Linked DNA regions of Homo sapiens: all the other regions are linked to region 1. Evidence: chromatin loops called from intact Hi-C (ENCODE). Cell type or tissue: dorsolateral prefrontal cortex. All regions are shown on one strand.

What was found. A loop is a pair of places that touch in the nucleus more often than their neighbours do. Peaks named below come from ENCODE experiments on the same cell type or tissue, not always from the same donor. Only the 100,000 strongest peaks of a DNase experiment are listed, where the experiment ranks them.
Region 2: a loop joins it to region 1, with 2.4 times the contacts of the local background. A loop is called at or near these places in 4 of 110 quality-filtered maps.
Region 3: a loop joins it to region 1, with 5 times the contacts of the local background. A loop is called at or near these places in 6 of 110 quality-filtered maps.

What each region holds. Positions count from the first base shown.
Region 1 is chr2:1,907,715-1,912,714 of GRCh38, forward strand. It overlaps MYT1L (myelin transcription factor 1 like), which reads right to left. Exons shown (of 25, transcript NM_001303052.2): 12 at 4,306-4,396; 13 at 2,526-2,633. Among named protein-coding and RNA genes, the nearest start is that of PXDN, 170 kb to the left of the region's middle. In dorsolateral prefrontal cortex, CTCF peaks have their summits at 3,047 (motif pointing right) and 3,252; DNase peaks (open chromatin) are centred at 387, 3,077 and 3,309; H3K27ac peaks cover 4,624 bases.
Region 2 is chr2:2,082,610-2,087,609 of GRCh38, forward strand. The region is part of intron 3 of MYT1L (myelin transcription factor 1 like); the gene reads right to left. Among named protein-coding and RNA genes, the nearest start is that of MYT1L-AS1, 230 kb to the right of the region's middle. In dorsolateral prefrontal cortex, a CTCF peak has its summit at 2,396; no DNase peak of the experiment used is centred here.
Region 3 is chr2:2,012,108-2,017,107 of GRCh38, forward strand. The region is part of intron 4 of MYT1L (myelin transcription factor 1 like); the gene reads right to left. Among named protein-coding and RNA genes, the nearest start is that of PXDN, 270 kb to the left of the region's middle. In dorsolateral prefrontal cortex, a CTCF peak has its summit at 2,497; DNase peaks (open chromatin) are centred at 667 and 2,514; H3K4me3 peaks cover 1,184 bases; H3K27ac peaks cover 5,000 bases.

The DNA of each region.
Region 1 (5,000 bases):
GTAACTAGTTAAATGACTGTAGGTTTAACTTCATTCTCTTTTCTTCCTTCCTGTCTCTTCCTTTTCCACTGAAAGAGCACCCCTACATGGAGACCCTGTGGGGAATACAGACATGCTGGGACAGGGACTTGTCCTCCAGCTGTCACACCCAGCATGCCAGGTAAGCCCCATGGAGGCGGAAAGCCCGCAGGAGTCTCACGCAGGGCCAGTGCAGGGCCCAGCACCCAGCGCCTCCCTGAACAACCAGGAATGGCTGTGGTTGGTCAGTGTGCATTGCTGGGCTGGCCCGAGACCTCGCACTGCAGTGAGACTAGCGTCTCTTTCTTCTTGTTAAAAGCCCTGTCCTGGCCTGGTTCCCATTCCAGCCAGAGGCACAGAGGAGAACGGCTGCAGCTGCACAGTAGTTACTCCCAGCCTCTGCTCGGTTGGCATTTGGTGGGGTTTTCTTTGCACCAATCCAGAAACAGGGATGCTGCATATGAAGCCACAGGAGCAGCACAGAAGGCTTCAGGCCGGAACATCGGAGTGGAGGCTGTGTTTGAACAAAGTGGTATTCACAATTACATGCATGCCTGGTCTCCAGCTGCCATGAGCTTCTCCCTGAAATCCCCACTCTGTGCTGGCCCCCGAGAGCAGGGCAGCCTGTAGGTGGGCAGTCGTAGGTGGTCAGTGCAGCCCCCGGGAGCAGGGAAGCCCAAAGGTGGGCAGTTGTAGGTGGGCAGAGCAGTCCCCGGGAGCAGGGCAGCCCGAAGGTGGGCAGTGCAGTCACCTGGTGACTCCAAGAAAGGCCAGATACTAGAGTTCTTCCAGCTTCTTGGGGGTCTGGCCAAAGTAGGCTGAAGAAAATTCATAAAAGCCCTCAGCAACAAATTTCTCCCTACCAACTTTCAAATTCTCCTTTGACCAATAACGATTCCTTGCTGGATTACGCAGCCCCGCGGGTTGGTCTGTTTTATTGGGTGGGGGTGGTTTTCATGTTGCCAATAATTAGCTGTGGGCTGATGGGGAGAGGGAGGGTGGCCTATGAGTTGTTCAGTGTTTGGTCTTGCCATATGGAAGGTGGGTGCATTTCCCTGAAAGGGTGGCTTCCTGAGATGGGTGCTCTGGGGGCACTTCAGGCCAGGACCCCAAATGCAGAAAACTCTAGATGTAGCTGTGCCACAATTTATTGAGGAGTTATCTCTTGATAGTAGGGTCATAGATGGCTTTGTTTTCTTATTTTTGCTTAAATAAATATTTATAATTTTCTGTAAAGATTTTAACTTTTCTATTCAGGGAGGAAGGGAGTTTAATTACTACGTTAGAAGCTTCTTGGGATGTTATGAAATAATACTCAAGAACAAAAAGGATATTCATATTGTTTGCCCAGTGATTTGCTCCAAGAGATTTATCCTAAATAAATAATTTACTTTTTTATTTTTTTGAGACAGGTTCTTGCTCTGTCATCTAGGCTAGAGTATGGTGGTGCAATCACACAGCTCACAGCAGCCTTGACCTCCTGGGCTCAAATCAATCCTCCCACCTCAGCCTTCTGAGTAGCCAAAGAAATAACAGAAGCAAAGTGCTGTATATATGAAAGAAATGTGTATTATTGCCCTCTCTTTAATAGTAAAAGCAGGAAACAGCCTGAATGCCTCAAAGCTAGAACCTAGTTTTGGCACTGAGGGGTACATCTGAACAGTAGAATATACGTAGCTGTGAAGATGACAATTAAGATGATTACATAGAGACAAGGACGCGTGTTTCTGCTGTGATGTTGTGTGAAAAGGCAGGATATGTGACAATTGTCATAGTTTTCATGTAGATGAGGATTTCAAACAACACGTAAGAATGAAAGCTGTATAGAAGGGCTGAGTGAATGGGGAGCTTATCCTCCCAAAACTTCAATAAAACAGTGGTTTCAGCCGGATGATCTGCGACATTGTAACACTGATTGACCCACTGTAACATTCGGGTCAGTCATTTAACCTCCGCACTCTGGATTTTCTCACTTGCCAAACGGAGGTGACAACACCTACTCCCACCTACACCTCAGGGCATTGGGCGTAACAGGAGGGAGCTCTGCCGGTTTTGCACGCGAGAGCTTCCACACGTGTGCACAGGGTGCTCATACCCCTGGCATCGTCAGAAACATCAGCACCAGCCTTAGTTGGTGTGAGGCCCTATCCTGCAAAATATGACAAAATTACCTTGGACATCTCAGTAATTTTCAAAGCTTCCCTTTCATCTAGCACTCAGACTCATGAAATACCAGGTCCAGAAACAAAACCAGAAATGATTTCCTCCAATTCTCTCATGTAAATTGTCACAGCGAATCCGCAGACACCAGGGGAAGAATGACACCCTTGCCCTCACACAGCCTGGCCTGGAGTGAGGGGTCCTGGCCCCGGCTTCCAGCACAGCCCCGCCCTCCAGTCCCTGCCCCTGCTGCTGTAGGGACATGCCCTGAGCGGGTGTCCCCAGCGCTCCGAGGTGTGGGGCAGACTATGGATAGAGCTCACGGATGGTGCACTCCTGCTGGGTACCTGAGCACGCGGTCCGAGGCCTGGCTGGACTTGGACACGTCGCAGCTCTGGTGCTTTTCCTGTGCCTTGGCCAGTTTCTCTGCTGCAGCGATCGGGCATCCGGAGAGGCTGCAATCACAGAAAGCGGGTTGAATGGTCCCGCCTCAAACACCTTCACAGCACACTAATCCTCCCTTAGCACCAAGACCCTGATGCAGGTGGAGCTGGTGAGGGAGGGGTAGTTTCCCAAACCTGGCACAGGCAGTCCTGATGGGTGGACTGGGAGAGGGGGAGGTAGTCATGTTTCCAGGTGCATGCTTTCTGCTGGTCTCCAGCAGAGAATGCTGGCGGCAGTGCTATGTGTGAGGTGTATTCAATCCTTCCCAATGAGAGCATCCCAGCTCCCATGCATTCGGGAGGACATAGCTGGTGAAAACTGTAGACAGATTCCATTTCTGGAGATGAAGAATTAACAGCTTGGGTAGGATGAGTTTTGAAGCCCCAGAATGGCAATGAATTGACTGTTACCAGAAGATGGAGCTCCAAGCTGATTTCCTAAATGCTATTGACTGTGGCGTCTGGGGGGCCTGTCTGACTTTAGCCCTTTGGTGTTCTCCACAAGCAGGGAAATGAAAGTGGAGAGGAAAGCAGAATGATTTCTAGGACTGCAATAAAATGTTTTGTGGAGCCAAATAGTTCAGGCTTAGTCTAGACGGAGGAGACAGCAGCTGGGCTCTTTTGTGTGCAAGCTCACTTTATGTGAAATCACCGTGTCTGCTCTGTGGGTGTCTACATACGTATCTGCTCATATGCACAGACGCTCACCCCATATATGTGTCATATCCCAAAAATACGCCTGTGCTGAGGTTTGACGGAGGCCCTGACGCTGCGGATGCTGCATCGAACAGCACACAGCACGCACCTCTCCAACCTATCGATCATTTCCTGCTTCTGCAGATTAAACACCTGAATGTCTCTGGAGGGCACAGTGGTCATTTGTTTCATTATAAATGTAACACAAAGGACCAGGTTTGCCAGTCAGACAAGCAAAAATTAGAGTGAAGCTTGTAACAGTTTCCTTCTTTTAGATACAATTTTACGTGAACTCATAAAACCATAGACTGTAAGACAAACTTTAAAAGAATCACTTTTTGGCCTCTGGGAAAAAAAAAGTTATCAGATAAGAACGCAATATTATGGGCAGCTGAGTAGTTCTTATCAAGTCTGCACAGGACAGGAAAAGAGAACTCAGATCTTTCACAAACAAAAGAGTGGTTCTGAGTCCATTGGTTAGCAGGAGTCCAGAATCTATTTCCCTGGCACCCCAGCCTCCCACAGACCACCCCCCAACCTGCTAAACATCTGCAGGTTTTCTGAAGACGTCCATACTTGTGACCTGGGGTTTCCATAGAATTCCAAGGGCAGCCAAGCCAAGCTACACACTGTACAGGCGTGCTGCATTCCAGGCCACGTCCTGTCCAATGAACACTAGGACAGCCCTGTCTTCACCTCGGAGGACAGCGAAGGCTTGGTCTCCTTCCTTCCAGCCATTGTAAATGGTCATGGTTTCCACTCCTGATACTATACCCTGCTATGATAAGGTGGGTGGGGCAACTAAAACCATCCAGTTTGCACCACAAGGGCGTGGAGTGCTTTCACTCCCGTGCATTATATGGAGGTGCCCGCACTTGGGGAGCACGGTGGGGAGCACCATATGGAGCGTGGTAGGCCCCCCAGGAAGGAGAAGGCATGGAGAGCAGCCGGTGCTCCCTCCCACACCAGTGACCCACGCGTGGCTTACCTTCGGTGGGAGTTCCTGTTGCTGTTGACATGCCCGCGCCCCGTGCAGCCCGGAGTGGGGCACTTGAGGACACTTTCATGCATGGCAAGGACTTGACAGGGAGAGGCAAAGAGAACAGCCAGTGTTAAAACAGAGGCACGGTTAGGGCACATGAAAATGCAGTCATTTAACAAAGGCCAGGTCGCTCATGATAGACAGTCCTACAAACGTTTGTGATGGGCATGGCCAGGAAAACACACATGGGAGGAGAAAGAAGGTTGACTGGACCCTACGGACCCTACACGAAAGGCCAGAGAAAGAAGGTTGACTGGACCCTACAGACCCTACATGAAAGGCCAGAGAAAGAAGGTTGACGGGACTCTATGCTAAGGGCCTCACACAGCAGAGGCGCTGGAGCCAGGAGCTGGGGAGTTCAGAGAACACAGAACTGACTCTTTCCTGATGGGCTAGGGGAGCGAGGGCCTCACAGATATTACCCATGCACAAGCATGGAGTATTGATTAGCCATAGAACAACACAGAGGCTGGGGATTTTAAAAACATGCCTGTGCTTTGGAAACACACAGCATTATGAACGTGTGGTGGGTAGATGAATACAGAACCACAAACCTTAATTTTAAATAAAATGAATTAAATAATCACTCTTCCTTTAGGAATCAAGTGCTTTATTATTCTTTAAATAGGATGAGCTAGAAG
Region 2 (5,000 bases), 170 kb after region 1:
GAACTAAAAAATCAATAGCCATGTTAGTGAGGGGACAGAGTTCCAGGAGTAATGCACTGGAATTTTATCATAATGCTGTTCACATAGCATAGCTTCTTACTGGGGATATATATAAACCCTTCGGAAAACAAGGCAACCTCTTTGAAATTTCCCAAGTTGTAAAGGGAAGACTATTGCATGATTAGGAATAAAACCAGTGGCTTTCAGATATGCTGGTCAGCACAAACACCATAGCCCACCTCCCTAAGCAATCTCCTCATCGCCCAAGACCTCATGCCTGACTAGAACAGAAGAACATCAGGCAGATGCTGGCATCTTGTAAGCCAACCCTGCTCTCTCCTCCCAATCAAGATGCATCTCAAGGGGCCTGAAAGGAGTGGAAGGGATACTGTGATTCCTCAGCATGGGCTCTGAAAAGTGAGTCACCATGAGAACCCAGAGACCGGTGCACACAAGCTGTGAGCTTGCACACACCTAGAAAGCTGCCAATGTCACTGCTAGGGATGATGTGGAAGGTGTCTTCACTGGTTTTAAATGCAATGCACTCTAAGCCAGTTGGAATACTTTTGCTTTGAAGAAATACCTGCCCTTCCTAAGTGCTGCGGCTTTTCTCAACCCTTTACGCCTGTGCTCACTTGTAGATGCAAATCCCCCACTCAGCTCTTGCCCTGGGTAGCAATCAGGTGGTTCATGAGTGGTGCCAACCAGTTACATTTCCTGATATGCAATACAGCTGGCAGCAGGATGGCCTGCACATGCGCAGGAATGGCCCCAATGAGCAGAGATCCCACAGCCCGCTGTCACAGCTGTCTTCACCTTTTTCCAGGTGGGACCAACACAGGCCTGCAGGGCCCAGGAGCTCATCTACCACACAGTCTGAAGTGACTGAATTAATCAGGTCACAGTGGCCAAAAGCCTATCCACTGCCACTGCAAGCCACCTTTCCTGCAAGGCGATTCACTCTATAGGAAACCGGTTTAACCAGAATCTGGAATCGTACAATTTTTCAGACCAGCAACAAGGAAGAGGACTGAGAAATCTGACACTTTGGAGAGGAGCAGGACTGATTAGAACAGAAAAAAGAATCAGCACTGGGGCCAGGGATGTGGGCAGGAAACCGGGGGAATAAAAGAGCTTAGAGGGGAGGGAGACCACTCCATCAGTAAGCCCATGTGCTGATGACTTCCTATACTCATTTTAGTATAGACTGAGAGGGCTAACAAGGAAAGGAAAGTTCAGTTCTTAGAGGGGAGGGAGACCACTCCATCAGTAAGCCCATGTGCTGATGACTTTCTATACTCATTTTAGTGTAGACCGAGAAGGCTACTAAGGAACAGAAAATTCAGTTCTTAGAGGGAGGGAGACCACTCCATCAGTAAGCCCATGTGCTGATGCCTTCCTATATTCATTTTAGTATAGACTGAGAGGGCTAACAAGGAATGGAAAGTTCAGTTCTTAGAAGGGAGGGAGACCACTCCATCAGTAAGCCCATGTGCTGATGACTTCCTATACTCATTTTAGTATAGACTGAGAGGGCTACTAAGGAACGGAAAGTTCAGTTCTTAGAGGGGAGGGAGACCACTCCATCAGTAAGCCCATGTGCTGATGACTTCCCATACTCATTTTAGTATAGACTGAGAGGGCTAATAAGGAATGGAAAGTTCAGTTCTTGTCCTAAAGAAGGGAGCAGGCAGCTCTTCCAGAGTTCCTGCTTACCCCATCTCCTGGTCATGCCTCTCTTCGGTGTAACCGGATGACTGCCTTGTGTGTGAAAAACAGGATACATCAACAAGTGATGGGATGTCCCTCCCATGATCAGGTTAGAAAACACTGAGAGCTCCCCTGCAGGTCCTCACCCCACTGCCCCTTGTGTTTGCTTTGACTGGCCCTGGGCTAGGAGTGGAGAGGGCTCCTCAGCCAGCAGCCAGCAAGGGGCAGCACCTCCATCCACAGCCTCAGAGAAACCGAGTCCTGGCAACAGTCGCTGCAGAAACCAGGAGGCAATCGGCCTGCTGGAACCCCGAGAGAACTGAGGTCCCAAGTGACCATGGGCTGCAGCCTGTGAGAGACCCTATGAGGGAGGATCCAGCCCAGCCAGGCCTGAATCCCAAACCTACAGACACTGTGAGATACTAAATGAGTTATTTTAGGCAACTAAGTACTGGTATAATTTGTTACACAGACATAGATGATGAATACAAGGATTTAATTGGGAAAGGAATGAATTAGCAAAACAATCATCTACAGTATAACCTGGTGTAAACGTTGGAGGAGGAAACACTGGTTATTATCTGACAGATGTGCACTCAGCGCAGCCATGTGACAAAGCCCATCAGAGGCAACCAGGCCAAGGCTGCATCCCCTGGCCAGCCCTCCTCACCCTCCAATTCTCTAAGCAGCTCTGCCCACCCTGTGGTCATCAGACTTTGTGGTCAGGAAGCTTCTCTGACCATGCATTCTCCTTTCACCTCTGCCCTCTCATGGTGAAACTCTGCAGGCCCTCCTATCTGCACAGTTTCTTTTCTCCATCAGCTGTCTCCACCTTCTCCAAGAGCGCATTTTTAAATGATGGCACTGGAGCTGTCTGCATGCCTCTTGGCTTTCTGATTATTCTGCACATGTGCTCAGGCAAGCCCCCTGAACTCAGCTCTGGCTGTGTGACTCCCCTGCCCCAAATCCTCTAGAGACCCCCACTGTCTAAGCAGTTGAGTACACCTGTCCCTATTTGGCACAAATATTTCCATCTTGTGTGTGTTCACAGGCACGTTCCTGGGAATTTGCCTTCATGCTTCTCTGTCTCTCCAACTCTTGTTCAACTCGTAAGACTTGCTTCAAATGCACCCTTCTACATTAAGTCTATGCTGCTCCCTTTCCCACCCCCAGAATAGTTTCTCCTTCTTTGGATTCTTATCAACCTGTGGGATACCTCCCAAAGGCTTGTCATGCTCTGCCATTTGTCACGGTTGTTTATGTTCCTGTTCTTCAGCCCTATACATTTCTCAAAGTCCCAAGCAGAATGAGTCTTATTCATAATAGTATCCCCAGTGCTTCATTCATTGCCTGGAACATAATGAGCACTCAATAATGTTGGCAAAATTGAATTTGATCCACACAGTCCTACTGTTTTATGCCCTAGCTGGAGCCCAGATCGTAAGATGCTGAAGCAGCTTGGCTTCCACATGGGGTGCTGGAATCGACCCACACGCACCTCTCTCTGAGACACCGCGCTCTCAGGCCCCTCTGTCCCCACTCGGTTTCCTGATCCACAGACTCCCTCCTTTTCATGAAGAATGCGTTTGGGTGTTCCCTTTTCTCCCAGCCCCTCCATAGGTGGGCTTGACCCAGGGAGAAGGGAATGGAATCTCAACCTACCGCTAGTATTTCTTATAAAAATTCTGTAAACAATGGTTATTGTTTCTGTTGGATCTCATTCTGATTTCGAAGAAAAATGAAGGACTACATCACTGTGATCTCACTTCTTAGGGTCTTCCTGCTTATAACATGCCTCTGTCTTGATAAAGAAGACTGAAATTAAGGGAACAGTGAGTATGGAGGGCCAGACCTCACAGTTTACTCTTTAGTAAGGCAACATGCTGTTAGGAAGAGATGCGCTAAATAATCTAGATAATATAGCACCAAAGATCAACATTGTGTCAACGGAGCACTCCATCAAAGTATGGGGCCGTTAAACCAATCTGCATAATAAGGAATATGCATTTAAACTGAAATTATTTGTATAATTACATTACTTTAAACATTATTTTTAATACTATTCATTTTATACTTGTACATAGTAGTTATGGAAGGCGGTGGTGAAACACTAAAGCCAACAGTTGAAAAATAGGCAGTTAATCTCGGAACAGAAAAAAGCCTGCAGCTTGCCATCATACCCATTTGTTCTACCATTTTAATTTGTACTCACTTTGTAATGAATAAAACCTGAGACATTTCACACATAGAATCACTCTGCAATCCTGACAACCTCCATGCCTTATCACCCCCTTAGCTGAAGGTCCCTGGCTTCTGCCTGCCCTGCTGTTGGTTCTGAGGCTAGCAAAGGAGCCCCGGTGACCGAACCCCAGGCCTCCGCTCTCTTAGCTGCTCTCTGCTGATTGGATCTCACACAAAGGGCTTGTTTACGTAGTTTCTTGGAACTTCCCCTTAGGAAGATTCTCTCCTTATTTGTTAGACACCTTTGGCTTCTTCTTTTTCCTCCTGAAGTTCTTATTCAGCTGGTGTCCCACACCTGCGCCACTGCTCCTGCCTCACAGCTCCGGGGATGCCTGCCCCTCAGATGCCCCCTGCCAACCTCATGCAGGCCACAGCATTCTCAAAGCAAAATCAATTTATTATGCTGAAAAAGAAGCCAAACAGCATTGTCTTAGGAGAAAATATCCCTGACTTCCCAAGCTCCAATGCCCTCTGAGTTGAAGGATGAATTATGTCAGCCCAGGCTGACCCCACTGTCCCCTGCAACCAGGATTCCACACGTAACTCCCCGTGACACCACGGTCAGAGCCCACAGTTTATCATCCGCCTGCCGCTGCCTTCAGTTTCTCTTTCAGTCTTGGGTGCATTACGGGAGTCCCCCTGATTACAGGTAGAGGCCAGGTACTATGAGTTCTGGGTAGGCTATGCTTGTCTTCTTTTTTTAAAAAAAGGATAGGTTTGCAATGCCAAATAAGCTGAAAGCCTTCATGTGCATGTTTTACAAAACTCTTAATGCCATTAATGTTCTTCCCTTTTTCTTTGTTTGGGAAATTTCTTATCACTGGAGAAAGGCTAGGGTGCCACAGGTAATAGGCAAAGTGAAGCTTTAGGGTCAGGCTTCTGAGGTCAGCCCTGAAAGGACACCCAGGAGGGGCCCTGCAGGTTCATCTATGCTGCTGAGGGGATCACACAGCATTTGGCAAATTGGCGGGCTCCATTAATTAACAGAAACATCTCATACAGCTTCGGCAAGGTTGGCTTTTCAAAAGTATTTTAGAATCTGTTAAATA
Region 3 (5,000 bases), 100 kb after region 1:
ATTCATATAAAGACTGTATATGTTTACTGTAACTTTATTTGTGACAGCCAAAATGGAATCTCCTTAAATTTCCATCTACTGATGAATGGACAAAGAGAATGGGGCTGATTTATATAATAAAGTTCACTAATGTGGGATATATATGAATTCATAGATAATGAAATATATATCTGCCATAAAAAGTTATGAAGCACTGATAGATGCTACGACATAAATGAAGGTTTAACACATTATGCTAAGTGAGAGAAGTCAGTCTCACACGGCCACGTCTAATGATTCCATTTACATAACAAGTGCAGAATGGAGAAAGTTGCAGAGGCAGAAGGTAGATTAGTGGCCACTTGGGGCCAGAGTCGGGGAATGTGGGAGTGATGGGGTTTCTTTCTGAGGTGATGAAAATGTTCTAAAGTTGACTGGGTGATACTTGTTTGTATCTGTGACTATCATAGGCCCGCTTATTTGTGGTTTTCCTTTTCATGGTTTCAGATACCCAAGGTCAACAATGGTCCAAAAATATTCAACGGAAAATTCCAGAAATAAACCATGATGAATTTTCCATTGTGTGCTCGTGATGAAATCTCCCGCCCTCCAGTTCCATCTGGCTGGGACATGAATCATTCCTTTGTCCAGTGCGTCCGTCCACACCGCACACCCTACCCACCCGTCAGTCACTTGGAAGCCATCTCAGTCATGAGAGCCACCGCTGTGGTACCGCAGTGTTGTATGCAGGGTGCCTCATTGCACTTCAGGGTGGCCCCAGGTGATAGAGCACCGAGGCCGGCTTGTTGTTTATCATCGCTCCATGTCATTAGTTATTATTGTTAACCTCTTCCTGGGCCAGAGTTGTAAATTAAACTTTACCGCAAATATGTGTGTATGTGAAAAAACATAGTATATGGAGTTTTGGCACTATCCATGGTTTCAGGTGCCCACGGGGGGTCTTGGAATGTATCCCACAGATACAGGAGAACACGCGATTCTAGAACCCACTGAAGTGTACACTTCCAATGGGTGCATTTTATGGCATGTGAATTATATCTCAAAGTTGTTGATATATTCATGCGATGTCTCAAGGAACACTCAGGAAACACAAATGAAGCAACTGAAGCCTCCTGAGCTACTCACTCCTGCCTCAACTTCCCACGGGCCCAGCGGTCACTTCTTCCCTGGACTCAGGGGCCAGGCTTCCCTCGAATGACGCATGGGAACCCCCTTTGTGCCCTTCAGCTCCAGGCCAAGATCCTCACCCATCAGCAATGGTGTCTGTGGGGCCTCTGACACCTGCCCATCCAGCCACTGGGCTCTGCCTCTTCACAGCCTCACCTGGTGAGCCAGGACCTGAAGCCTAGAACCTGAAACATTAACCCAAACTCATTGCCCGTGTGGCCCACTGGAGCCTGGAACCGGAGGCTCATGGTCACCGTGAGGGCACAAGGGCTCAGATGCATGTTGCCATGCTCAGAATTCCGCTTCTGGCTATAACCTCGGCTGTTGATCAGGGAGTGTCTGCAGAGCCAGGCTTCAGATCATGTGCTGCTCTGCAGATCGGGGACATGCTGGAGGCATGCTGCCACCAACTCCATCTCGCTGGGCTGAAGTACTCAGAAATGAGGGGCAATTCTCACCAGAAAGGGGAGAGCCCTGCTGGCCCAGGTGGGCTCCAAGAAGGGGGACTGAATTCTGCTAACACAAAGCACCCATGTGGGTTCTGCAGTGCCATTCATGCATTCACATGCTGCTGCACGGAGGCCTGCGTCCGCACCCGGGCAGTTTGGTTTAAGGTCATAGGTGGAGTCCTTCCCACATAAACTTTTTAAGGCACAGGGATGGTGAAGAAGTGTTTGCTCCATGCATCACAGGATTTGATCTTGCTGGAACTCCATTCATATGACCAGAAATGTGGATGCCCATGCCTTTTCCTATGCAGCCAATTTGCCTAGTAAATAACAACTAACTGCTAAGGAAGAACCAGATCAAGAGTAGATTGCCTCCTTGCACCTTTTAAATGAAATAAAACTTTGAGAGCAAGTAAAGTGCATCTCATTATTATTTCATTTTTTTTCCTGCAGTGGGATATGCAGGAATCCTGTTTTTTTTTTTTTTCCTGAGCAGTCAGAGAGAGTTCCACTGCCTCTATCTAGTGGCAAATTGGGGATTTAATGCCTTAATAACCAGCCCTTGTCCTTGTGAACCGCCTTTTGTGGGCGGTCTCCAAGTTCCTTCCAAACAGTGACTTAATTAATGCCCACAGCAGCCCTGTGCTCCAGCAAACGTGATAATCCGCCCTTCACTGCTGACAGCCCTGGGAAGGCCGGTCATCCTGGGAGAGAACTGTGCAGGGCAGAGCTCAGCAGCAGCAGACCAGAGTCAAAGGAGTGGGTGGAAGGTCGTGTCTGCATGGAAGGTGAGGAGGTGTTTATCCTCCTTCCTCTGCAGCAGGGAGCACAGGCGTCTGCTTGCTGGCAGCTTCTCAGGAGCTCCAGCATCTGTGTCTGGGCATCCCGGATGGGCACCCTGCCTGACTCTGATTCATAATCTGAGTGCTCAGCCCAGAGCCCAGAGCTCACAGAAGCAAAGAAATGAATGCAGATAAGATGTATTTAGGCCAAGAATGGCCAGCAAGGCAGGCAATGAGTGCCAATGCTGGGGCGAGCAAGAGGACTAGATCCCAGGAGCTGAAGTGGAGCAGGCAGGTTTCCGGGGAAGAAGATTCACTGGAGTTCCCCTTAAGAGGGGTGCTATCAGCCCCATGAGAAGCAGAAGCTAGAGAGTGTGCCAGAAAGAAAGGCTTTGGTGAGTCAGGATACAAGGCTTTTGAACTCCGAATTAAGATATTTGGACTTTTTTTTCTCTTCTTACCTACAAAGGGCTATTGGATTTCTTGGAGTGACACAGCGTTAAAATCAAAATTGTGTTTTAGGGTGATCTTTTCGGCCCTAATTCAAAATGCAAATTTTCTAGCTGGGCTGGCACTTGTATCCATAGATACCAGGTGTCCTGGTGTGGGATGAATCATAAGCTCGACCACGCGGGTTTTACAAAGGGATGCATGGCCTCAAGAGCACTGCAATGCTGAAGAGAATGGGTGCAAGGGCAGGGCCTTTAAGCACACGGCCTCCGAGGAGTCTCTGTTTCTGGGGACTTAATTTGGGCTCCACGATAATGATGGAAAGGAGACAGTGCAGGCGCAGCATGCAGGATGTTCACCAGCAGCGTCCTTATCACACTTGATCCTCACAAAAAGGCCACGTTCTTGCATGGTTGTTGCCACCGTGCTCTAAAGATAAGGAAGCCATGGCTATGGGAGGCCAGGCAGCTCCTCCCGCAGCTGGACCACCTGGAAGGCTACCTCACCTCCATGCCTGCACCTTCTGGGCTGTGAAACAGGATCCTAAAAGGGCTATCTTTGGGCCTTCCAAGCAAAACACACATCAGGGCACCTCATTAAGTAGCAAGTGTGCAAGGCATTATATGAATTACAAAGTTCTCTGCAAACTCAAGAGACTCATAGCTGCTCTGGCTTTGCAGCTGTTTTAGAGATAGGGAAAACCACATGAGGAAACAAAGGTGGAAGGAGAAGCCTGTGAGGCAAGGGAAGGAGGGGGCGGGAGGAACTTCCCACCAGCACACCGGCTGTCCACTCTGCCCCGGGTTCCAGGACAGGTTCTGTCTCATATTTCACTTGTTCATTTCCTTCAACAATCCTGTGAAGTGGCAGCCCTTTGTCTATCTTGCAGATGTTGTGTAACCCATACAAAGTGAGATTCCGGCAAGCATTCCAACTGGGGTCCCTCCAGGAATATGGGTGGGACTCCCAGGTCAGGAGGCTCGCTGCAATCATGGTACAGCAGAACAAAGGAAAGCTTCACAAAAAGTTAATGAGGGAGGGGCTGGAACCTAAAAGGACACACACCATCCACTGTTTTCTTTAATAAAATGTCAACTTAGGAAGGAAGATTTGCATTCATCTTGGGTCAGCTAAAGCCTTGTAAGGATTCACTCATCAATTAGGTGCTAGGAGCTTTGTCCACATCCACTGTTTGGGTGCAGGGGACAACGCTGTGGTGAAACCATACAAAGCCACTGCTCTCTGGAGCTTAGATGCCCAGGCAGGGATGGCAAACAAATGCACAGACACGTGATATGCCAGGGGAGAGAGGCATTCAGACACCAGAACACAGAGCAAGAAGATGGAGAGGGTCAGGAAGTGGCTGTTTCAGGAAGACTGGCCGGGAAGCTGTCTGAAAACTTGGATGCCTGAGCAGAGAAATTCCTCCTCCTGCCTATTAAGCCACCAAAGCAAAGCCCTTTGGAATTTAAGATGGGGAAGCACACGAAACCCTAGCTCAAGAGTTCTCACAGCCGCCATGGCACTGTTCACTTTTCTAAATGCTGCCAAGCCAGACAATTCCTCAGAGGTCCAGGATTCTGTAGAAATAACCAGGAATCCAACACCCTTCTCTGTCACAGCACTCAGTGGCTGCTGATGCATGAGGTAGCTTCTGTGGGAACTGGGGAAACATATGTGAAAGAAGAACTCCAAAGACAATAAAAGACAAAAATAATATTTAGAATCAAGAGGGAGAAAGAAGCTGGCATGCTGGATAAGAAAAGCAAAACATATATAAATACATATGTATGCACATGCATCTGTAATCATCTAGATCACGTGAAGACACGAAACCACATAGGAGCTACCAGTACATGCATCTAAGTGTCTGAATTTCCTGCCAATCTGGGCAACGGCATTCTGAAATCCATCAGCCAGAGCACAGCTAATTAAAGCAGACCCACATTTTCTTAGCATGAATTTCACCACACAGATGGCAATTTAAAAGCATCTACCTGCTTAAATTACAATGTAAAGGAGGAGATATTAAAATCTTGCTAATAATTGAGTCCAAAGGCCTATCGACAGCTGTGCTGCCTCCCCTGAAAGACAGCCAGGTGGGGAGGCAGGCTGGGTCTCCTGGGGCTTCACACAGAGCCATCATTACAGG